Linked DNA regions of Homo sapiens: region 1 is linked to region 2. The links are chromatin loops, found by intact Hi-C in ENCODE. Cell type or tissue: endothelial cell of umbilical vein. All regions are shown on one strand. Each heading gives the region's core, and the rest is flanking DNA. Links, peaks and the distances in the headings are about the cores only.

Region 1 (5,390 bases), core at 336-5,335, 610 kb before region 2:
CTGAACCTAAGAAGAAATGGTATGGCAGCTAGCTTCCAAGATGGTACCCAATGAGCCATTTCATGCCTGTGTAGTGCTTTTCCACATTGATAGGGCTGATTTTTGCAACCAGTAAGATATTGTGTAACTGGTGGTGTGTGACTTCCTAGGCTGCATCATGAAATACTTAATTTTTGCCTTGTTCTGTCTTGGAAAGAAGGCCTGCCATGGGAAGCTTTGGGAAGAAGCCAGCTGCCATGTTGTGAGAACTCTCAAGCAGCTGTGTGGAGAGATCCATGTGGTGAGGAACTGAAGCCTCCTACCCACCATCAAGTCAGTGGCTCACTACTGTTGCAGTGAATTCTCCAGCCCATGAAGACTTTAGATGATTTACCCAACATCTTGATTATAGCCTCATGGATTCCCTGAGCCAGAACAACCCAGCTAAGCCTCTCCTGAATTCCTTACCTACAGAAACTGTGAGATAATAAATATTTATTCTTTTAAGCCATCAAATTTTGGGTAATTTATTATGCAGTAATATGTAACTAATATAGATAAAAATATTCAGTTTGAAGGAAAGAAGAAAAATAACTTACAATAAACTCAAGAAATAAAATAAAATTAAAACAAAGGTTAATTCAAAAAGAAAGAATTATACTGTAAGCAGTTGTGGTCTAAGTGTGTGTATGCAGGAATGTTGTGATAGATCAATGCAAATTTTCCATATTTGGAGAACCATGCTGTCTGTGGGGGAACCAACCAGAGTAGTCTGGGCATGAGTTTTGTGTGTGTGTGGTGTTGGAGGTATAGGTTGCTGTGGTATTTGTATGGTTAGAGATGATATACAAATTATTTAATGATTGGTCATGGCACAAGAAACAAGCAATTAAAATGGAACCTCTACCAGAACCATTACCTGCAAACAAACAGTGAAGCTACCCTGGTGTCAGTTGGATGTGTGTCAGCTTTGGGTGTAGAGGCGCTGAAATGGTCTGGGGTGTGGTCAGATTACCTTGGACATTTTAATATAGGTCTTTCCACAAGATGGCACTGATAGCTTTTCCTTGTTTCTCTTTTTTTTGTCTTGTTGAAAAATTTGTGATTCGTATACTGTTGCAGAACATACCATAACTGAAATCTCCCAATTTACTAGTTGATTTCTTGTACTTTTGACAAGTCAATTGCCTTTATGGCATTTAAAATTATGGTGTTTTTTTCTTTTTTTTTAGATCATCCCAGGAGCACATTAAAAGTTTAAGTTGGGGTGTTGGGAATGCTGCCTCACATCAGATGCTATCATCATGGGAGCTGGAGATGGGGAGGGAGGTGGGGACTAGGCTTTGGTTTTTGAAAAGCCATTCAACAAAGGCAGGTGAGAGTGGAATCAAGAGGGAGCATTCAGTTAGGGAAGAGGCACTTCTGTGATCAAAACCATGTTGGTGGACTCTCTCACTTCTTCTGTTTACGCTGCCTCGAGCCTCAGCTGAGCCATAGCCTGGCTGGCACTTTGATATCAGCCTGAGGAGACCCTGAGCTTAGGTTCAGCTAACCTGTGGCCAACTTCTGACCTACAGAACTGACATCATAAATGGTGTTTCTTTAGCCATTATGTTTGTGGCAATTTGTTATGCAGCAATAGAAAACCAATATAGTTGCCTTTATTTACTTTATTTTCTTATCTTTAATATGCTCATCACAGCACTAAACCTTTGGAGTTTCTAAACTGGTGTATTGCTTTTTTTCTTTCCCCTTTGTTTTAAGTTTTTCGGTCTCTAAAACTATAGGCCGCATAGGTTCATTTTCCAGTGTAGATGCAACAAATATGATGAACCAATGGAACTCACAAACTGTCAGCATCTGGTTTCGTTTTGGCACCTTCTAAACTCCTGGCTGCTCCCTCCACCACCTTTAGACCAGTGCTTCTCAAGGTGTGATCCACAGTTGATGTCACATGGGAGCCTGTGATAGATGCGGAATCTCAGGCCCCCCGACCTGTGAGATCCTCAGGTGGCTCATAAGCACACCTATGACTAAGAAGCCCTGGTGTAAGACTTGTTTGTCCTGCAGCTCTGTTTTTCCTTTGGTCATCGGCAGCATCCAGAAAGTGGTCTGGTCACAGAGGTAGTGAGTTGATCTCCAGGTGTCTCTTCTCTGGAGCTGAGAAGTTTTAGCTGAGCAGGGATATGGGTGGAGGAGCTGATCAGCAGAGGGAGAGGCCTCAAAGGGGCCTAACTGGCCTGGGTGAAAACTTGAGGTCAATTAGAACCACCTAAGAATCCTGGATTAGAACAACACATTGGCTTTATCTACGGGTTAGAAAGATGTCCAAGAAAAACAGGCTTAATGTACATGTACCTTTCCTGTTTTTTGTTCCAAGGAAGGGCTTGGTTTCCAGATTTCCTTTCTAGAGGAATGCTTGAAACATTGCTTCCTACTCTACCTACCTTTACGTTAGTTTCCAGGCAAGGCAAAAAGTGCCCCAGTCATTATCCTCCAATTTAAATGTCTCTAGCCTCCCTGTAGCTTAGGGGAAAGAAGGCACCATGGACAACCTTTTTTCACACAAGCCCTCCTTTCCCCTCTGTAGCAGACCTTCTTCCCACCCAAATCCCATCCCCCAAAACCTCCTTAGGACCCATCATCTCTGTGGATCCCTGGACTGGCCTCCTGTATTCCGGCCTCTACACATTTCCCCTCTGTGAACCTGCAGAGACTTTTACAGAGCATGGATGTTACTTTTCCAGTTCTTCAATAACTCCTTATTGTCTTCAAGAACAAACCCCCAAGATTTATAGACTGGTATATCAAGCCCTCCAGGATGAGGCCTCTTGCTTTTTCCTTCAGCCTCACCTTACCTCATTCCTCTGCAGAAGTGTTTGTCTTGTCACAATGAACAATGTGTAGTCAGTCAGAGGAGCAGAGCTCTCCTATGTGCCTGTGCCCATGCTGTGCCTTTTTCCTGCCCTGCTCTTACCTTTGGCCTGCAGCAACATCTCAACTTCCTTAAGTTTCACTTTGGGAAAAGAGACCACTTTCTCTAGGAAGCTTTCCCTGCTCCAATTCATGTTTTGTGTCCCTCTTCTGAGCTTCTGCAGCATGTGTATTAGAATATTTATGACATTATATATTAAACACATATTAAAGCTTTTATTGCTATATTATAATATGTTTATTGTAAAAGCATTAAAACACATACACATGCAAAATGTTAAAAATCATCACCTATTACCTATTTATATTAGTTGGTGTTTGATTAGGAAAGGAGAAGCCATTCTATGCTCTCCTAGTATGAAAGGAAGCAATATGAGAAATTCAAGGTTTACATACCTGGCAGGTGGGCTGAGTAGCAAAGGTACCAGATGATCTGAGCTGGTAACATCTAAATGAGATTCTCTTTAAGATCTTGCCTGGAAGCAATTCCACTGTAAGTCTCAGGAACTTCCGGGAAATTCCCACCAATGATCTCAGACTCCAGCACTCATGTGGGGGGATCCCAAGAAATTCACCTGGACGCTGTTTTCAGCCTCTCATCTGCCTCTGCACTTACCTATCTCTGGCAAACGATGGTCTCTCTTTTCGTTCCAGATCTTACACAGGTGCCTCTCATTGGCACTCAAGATCTATGGGAAGGATTTTGGAAATGTTGCTCCCAGGATCTCCTCTCTGGTGCAGAGAGCTTAGTCATGAATGGCATTCATATTAAGTTTACGAGGAACAAGTCACCTAAAGATAACCACATTTTGGTGTACCACCTTTCACGTGTATTTGTGTGTGTGTATAATGCACATATAAAACTCTCTTTTTAGTGTGCTCTATGTCTATATACATGTCTCCCCTCTGGCTCCTTCGAGGTTTAATGAGCTCTCTTCTCTACTTTGTAGAGTAGGATTCCCAGCACTGGTTTGATGACACCCTGGAGTGTCTTCATTTATCTCAGGGGGTGACTTGAAATTCACAAAACAAGATTAATTTAAATTCATTTTCATTTAAAAAAGTAAACAGACATTATATAGTAATTACAGGTACAAGTGTGTGTGTTGAAATCAAACTAATAAATGCTTGCCTTACAGAGAAATTAAGAGGATGGGGGTGGGGTTGGAAGGGACTACAAAGGTGGTTTAGTCTGAATCTTTCCTAAAACATTTCTCCCCACCAATGACTTCCAGGTTGGTGTTTCCCCAAAGTAATCATGTTTCTCAAATTGGAAGTCTGGGCTGTTGGGAATGAAAGCTCCCAGTATGTGGGTCTATCTTCTGTGTATACTATGAGCCTGACATACAGTACACCCTCAGGAAACACATTTGGATTGACTGTGTGTAAGGGTGGGACATGGTGGTGGTGACTAGGGAGGGCACGTGGCACATGAGAGTTCAAGCTTTGTGGGGTTGGAGGCCATGACATATCAGCACAGATAGTGGCCTGGGTAGAAATCCCATTTGGATTCTAGGATAATATAGTCTCCCCAACAATCAAGGAGACAATCTAGGCTGAGATGTCATTGATAATTGCCTTTCTATTAACAATTTGTGCAAAGCATCAGAAAGTCAGATAGGTCAACTAACATCGAAGCCTGTGAGTATCAGTGACTTCCTACTGAGGATACAGTCCCAAGGACACAGATGTAGGAAAAAATTCTGAATTCTGCTTGAGCCCAGCGTCTTTGAAGCAATAGAGTTGGTGGTGGGTTCAAATCCTGGCTCTGCCATTTGAAACTATTTAACCCCGAATAAATTGCTTTACACCTCAGTGCCCTTCTCTATAAAGTAGAAATAAATCATAATGCCTACCTCAGAGAATTGTGACGATTAAATGAGTTAATACTATAAAGTGCTTTGAACAATGCTTGGCACAGTGAGGGATCAATAAACACTGGCTATTGTTATCATCAGCATCACAATAGGCTGCACATACTTATCAGGACCAATTGGTAGCAGGAGTTTCAAATAGAGAATGCATTACTGGCCCCATCTGGTCCCAAAAAATAGGTTCAGGAACCCCTCCTGTCCCCTACGTTGGGGTAGGAACATCATTTGCTAGAACTGGAAACTTAGGCAGAGGGGTAGTTGTATTACAAGCAAGCAAATAGACAAAACAGAACAGAACAAAATAAAAAAACCACCACATGCAAATTGAGTTCTCAGTGAATCCCCTTGTTACACTTTGATGGGATATTCTGCTTCATGGGAAAAAATAGTGCAAACATACCTGGATTCTTAGACTCAAAATTGGTAGCAAGGGAAGAATGTGTCCTTTAGTGCAGAGTTTTATGGTCTATCAATCCTTGAAAGGAAGATATCATTAATCATTAGTCAGTTTCAAAATGTGCTCATCATTATCCACTACTGTTGATGAAAAACCTCAACCTCTTCTGGAGAAAATGACTGTTAGGAAAAGAACCTTTGAGGCCA
Region 2 (5,390 bases), core at 227-5,226:
AGTGCCTACTATGCACTTGGCACCTTGCTTATGCTCTATCATTTAGTCTTATGCACAACCACATGACTTGTAGGTAGTATTATTCTCATTTTACAGATGAGGAAAATGAGGCACAGGAATTTTGTAACTTCCTACAAGTCACACCTTAACTGGTGGGGCTGAGATCTTAATTTAGGTGTGTCTCTAAAACTTGGTCATGCCAGTAAACCAGCATACCCATCTGTGCCTGATCCAAACAGTTACCTGGAGCCACCTGTTACAAATGATACAGATGCTTAGGATATTTCGGTTCTAGGTTAACAATAAAGATTGCTGACCATAGTGCTAACAGGTGCTCCCAGGTGATTCCTATGCCCTGACAAGCCTGAGAAATGACTCACCATAGCCTGGGTCTACTGACAAGAGCTCATTAGCTCCTGAGGGAACCATACGTGTAAGTAGCTCATTAGAACACAGTTGTGTTAAGGTGTAAAACCAAAAAATATCACTGAGTCTTTCAACAAATTTTCTTGACTCTTCCTCTCCAGCAATTGCTGACCTTGTTTGTAAGATCCTGTGTAATCTGGCGTTTCCCTATCTCTCTAACCTCATGTAACCCCATGGCCACAGTATCTGTTTTTTGTTTGTTTGTTTGTTTTTTGTATCTCCACCACATCAAGCCCATTCCCATTCTATGCCATTGCACTGGCTCTTCCTTCTGAACCAGAACGCTCCTGCCCTGCTTCATGCTAAGCCACTTCTGCTTTTACATCTCAGCCTAAATTAACTTCCTCAAAAAGGCCATCTCATTCCCTTGCAATCACTTGTCATTTTCTTCTATTTTCCTAATAATTTATCTTTTGTTTATTATTGTCTTTATTCCTTCTCCCAGTAAATGTAAATTCCATGAGGAAACAAACCCTGTCAACTTTGATCAAAGTCGAGTTGCCAGGAACTTAGGGGATATTGCACATAACAGTAGCTGGCACATAATAGGTGCTTATTAAATGCTGGTTTATTTAGAGAAGAGCGTTCACATTCTTTGATTTTACACTTTGATTTTTACAAGCAAGAACTTTTGTCTTAGGTCCAAAGTAAACCTCCTACTGCCATTTAAGACTTTTTTCCTCTGGTTCATGAAATAAGATATCTCTTTCTTTTTATGAGCCTCTATATAATGTCCCTCTAGAGGATTTAAGACTGTTATTAAATTGCCCCTTAACCTCCTCTACATTAGGTGAAATGTCCTAATTCTTAACCTTCTGCCATTTCTTTTATCATTTTAGTACTTTTTCTCTGATCCTTTTCACTTAAATAGTTTTGTTCAGGACAGGTCCAGTAGGTGAGTGAGGCTATGGCTGATGGTCATGAGTTGAACATGATAAGCTATGATATGCTATTCCATGCCCTCTTGTATGTTTTTTACTGTTCTTTATTTTTAACCTGTTTCTTTTCAGATTATTTTTAATCTGTTTCTTGTGGTGCATTTTGGTCTTAAAATCTTTTTAAACCCTAAAATCCCAGAGCTTGCTATTACTGAAAGTAGTATGCCCTAGCAAGGTGACATCTGTTGAGGTTTGCCACCAGTTTCCAGTCCCAGGGCTTCCTTGTGGACCGCTGTGCCTGTGTGCCCATACCTGTCAGGCTGATGACTGCTGCTGCTATTCCTTGTGGCTAAGCCAAGAATGGATGCAGATACATTTGGTGTTCTCACCATGTTCACAAAAGGCCATAGCTTTTTTTCATGTGGACTGTGAAGGCCTAGGAACGACTGTGTGTGCTGCTTTGAGAAAGTTAACCAGGTTCTGGGCCCAGCTCCAAGGAGACACTTCTGACTCATTGGAAAGGCAGAAGAGTGCAGGAGAGTGAGAAAGCCTGGATTTAGAAAGTGGACTCATCTGGGCTTAAATACCAGCTGTGCCACTTATGTCATTTGAGATCAGTCTTTTCATGTGTTAAACATCAGACATTGTTATTGTCTATCTTGTAGGCTTATAAAGATTATTAAATGAGGACATTTATGTAAAACTCCTAGCATAGAACCCAATACATGTTTGTTAGTTACCTTTCTCTGTGACCTCTTCACCCTAGAGCAGGGAGATGTTCCTCTGTTTCTCTGAGTGTACCATAGAATCTTGCCCTGTGTTCACTGTCCGAGTATAAAGCACTGCTTGGATCTAGATTTTCAGTTCCAATAACTTTTTTCACTTTCGCCAAGGTCTCTCTGTTAACCTGCTCTCTGCTACCCTCGTGTGGCCACCCTGACCCTTTGTCATTCCTGATCCTCTGCTCCCTCAGTGTGGTGACTTTGCTGTAATGCAGCCTCTCCCAGACTTCTTGGCAGACCCAACTCCCACCTCCTCCAAGTTTTAACACACACTTGAAACATTTTTCAGTTTAATTTTAGTCTTCTCTTCTCAGGTAGTGTTATCTCAGTTCTTCTAACCTTTTCTCACTTCTTTTTAATATTTACCGATCTGTCAAAGACTGCATGAATTCTTTCCTGCATGTTGAGAGTTTGGACCCAGTGAGGTCTCCTCAAGCTTCAGATCACATTATCTGTTTCCTTGCTCAACACCAAGTTCTCTTTCCCATGAATGACGAAAAAACAAGTTGACCCTTGAACAACATGGATTTGAACTGTGTGGATCCACTTATACATGGATTTTTTTTTCAATAAATACAGTTTGCCCTCTGTATCTCCAGGCTCCATATCTGCAACCAAACAATATTCTCCGGATGGGCAAACTGCAGATAGGGAGGGCAGACTTTTTCTATATGCCAGTTTCCTGGTTCTGCTGGTTCCGCTGTTTTCACAGGGTCAATTGTAGATCTTGAGTATGTGCAGATTTTGGTATCCTGTGGCAAGGGTGTGGGCGTCCTGCAGCCAATCCCCAGCAGATACTGAGGGATGACTGTATTGTCGTAGATTATTTAATCATAAAAAGCTCTATTTTTCCCCCTGCAAACTCAAATCTGTTTAAGTTAATAAGGAAAAGTATACCTATTCTTGCCTTGTTAAAGGGTAATGATGGATCTTGGATAGACCCAGAATGTTAGCACTTCAAAGTGAGGATGTGTAGACAAAGAATATAACTGCTTTATCCCTTTCCTAATTGCATGGCATCTCTAGCACAGGGAATGAAGGATTATTTAGGATAGAATCAGTATACTGGTTTGAAAAGCTTTGTGGATGAAAAATAAGGGAAATCAATTTGATGAGATGGCTAGTTTAAACCAAATTTGGGAGGTGGGATTTGAAAACTAGACACTGAAGAGCTTTATCTTTATCCCAATGTCAGTTGGAAAAAAAATTGTAGCAGGACGTTATGTTGTTGAATTGGTATTTAAATATTAATTCTAAGATTCATTGTGGTAAAGATGGTAATTTTTAATTTATAAATTTGATGCAATACTATGCTAAATTCCAATAAGATATTTTATGGAACTTGACTAGCCTATTCTAACATTCCCTTGGAAGATAAAGTCAAGAGTAAATAGCCATAATTTTTTAAACACATGGGGCTAAGGGGGAGGATGATTTTCTAGCTATCCTAAGCAACTTTAAAATTATAGCAATTAAAACATGAAATCTTGGCACAGGAATACATAAATAGAACCATGGAGCAGAAGAGAGAGTGTAGTTACAAACCAACTTGGAAATTTAGTGTATGAAGAGTGCTACCTTCATTATATACTACACTTCTAATCAGTGACTAGAGGGTTGTACTGTTTAAAGACATTAGAATAATTGGTTATCTGTTTGTCAGTTGGTATGGGATAGGTTTAGCCTTTCCTTATGCCATATACGACAATATATTTCAGGTGGACTTGTGCTAAATTTTATAAACCAAACAACACTAAAAATGTTTGCAAAAACTGTCGAAAAATATACTTAATCTTAGAGTGGGAAAGACCTTCCTAAGCAAGACACAACACCTAGAGTCGATAAAGGAAAGGACCGATAAGATTTACTGCATAATTTTTAAAACTGATATAATTGCAGACCCATAGACAAAATGTAAAAGTAAGTCACAGACTGGGAAGATTTTATTTGCAATATATATGCCAAAGTATCAAAATTGCTAACATGCAAAATAGTCAGCAAATAAACATAAAAAAGACAAACAGTCCAAGAGAAAATTGGGCAAAGGATATGAGTATGAATTCTCAGAAAAAAAATACAGTTGTCTAATAAACATTTGAAAAGATGATCAACGGCATTTGGATTTTGAGAAATACAAGTTATAGCACCAAAGAGATCCTAGACTGTTAAAAAGCATCAAAGAACCCATCAGATTGTTAAAAAATTAAAATGATGGATAATACTCAGTGTTGGCAAGTGCTTAGGGAAATAGGCACCTTTATATATTGTTAGGGAGGATGTAAATTGGCACAGCCTTTTTGGAGATATTTTGGCAGAATGCATCAGAATTAAAAATAGAAATACCAGCAGTGCTATTTCTACAAATTATGCTATAGATCTGTTCACACATGAGTGCTCTGATTTATGTGCAGAGATATGCATCACATCATTTTTTTCCAGTAGTGAAAAATTGAAGACAACATAAATATTCATCAATAGTGAATTGGATAAATAGATTATGCTATATCATACTTTGTAATAACACATTGCAGTTAAAAAGAATGAGGTAAATTTATATCTACCAACATAGAAAGATACAGAAGGTATGTTGTTCAGTGAAAATACAAAGAAAATACACATACTGCTATCCCTTTTGTGTAAAATGGGAAAAAAGCATAAAACATATACATATGTGTATGTAAAATCTTATATGCATATAAATATGTGTTTAAGTAAATGAATAGTTACTTACTGGCTGTGTGACTTCAGGCAAGATACTTAACCGCCTCAGCATTTTTTTTCATTGTGTGGAAAATAGAGATAATTTTACATGACCCCTAGGGTGGTATGATGTGAAAATTAAATAAATTAATCTATTTAAATTGCTTTAAATAGCGCCTGGCACATAGTAGGCACTTGAGTGTTTCTATTGTTCAGATGCATATTAAACTTGGAAAATTATTTTCTGGGCCAGGAGTGAGACTTAAGTCATAAGGGGGACTATAATTGTCCATATTATATACTTCATATTTTTATAATGTGTGCCTATGTATTGAATGATTAATTTTTTTTAAATTAAATGCTTATTCTAAGAATATGAGTTAAAAGATGATTATAGAAATCCAGGAACAAAGTAAAAGAGTCCTGAGCAAGGGCAGTGGAATTGGGAATGGAAAAGAGGTGCTACGTTTGGTGTTGGTTATGGGAAGCAAGACAGAGGGAGAAGGCTGAGGCAGCTCTCAGTTTTGGCTTTTGAGTGACTTGGAAAATGCTGAACCATGAAAAGAAATAGTGGAATTAGGAGAAGCTTTTTGTGGGGTTTAGT

The links. A loop is a pair of places that touch in the nucleus more often than their neighbours do. Peaks named below come from ENCODE experiments on the same cell type or tissue, not always from the same donor. Only the 100,000 strongest peaks of a DNase experiment are listed, where the experiment ranks them.
Region 1: a loop joins it to region 2, with 12 times the contacts of the local background. A loop is called at or near these places in 11 of 110 quality-filtered maps.

What each region holds. Positions count from the first base shown.
Region 1 is chr1:159,771,562-159,776,951 of GRCh38, reverse strand. LOC101928264 (a long non-coding RNA gene) reads left to right here. Exons shown (of 3, transcript XR_922193.3): 3 at 197-495. Among named protein-coding and RNA genes, the nearest start is that of DUSP23, 6.7 kb to the left of the region's middle. In endothelial cell of umbilical vein, for the core only: no CTCF peak of the experiment used is centred there; DNase peaks (open chromatin) are centred at 1,101 and 2,301; H3K27ac peaks cover 1,550 bases.
Region 2 is chr1:159,158,046-159,163,435 of GRCh38, reverse strand. No RefSeq gene overlaps it. Among named protein-coding and RNA genes, the nearest start is that of CADM3, 11 kb to the left of the region's middle. In endothelial cell of umbilical vein, for the core only: a CTCF peak has its summit at 2,278 (motif pointing left); DNase peaks (open chromatin) are centred at 1,875 and 2,225.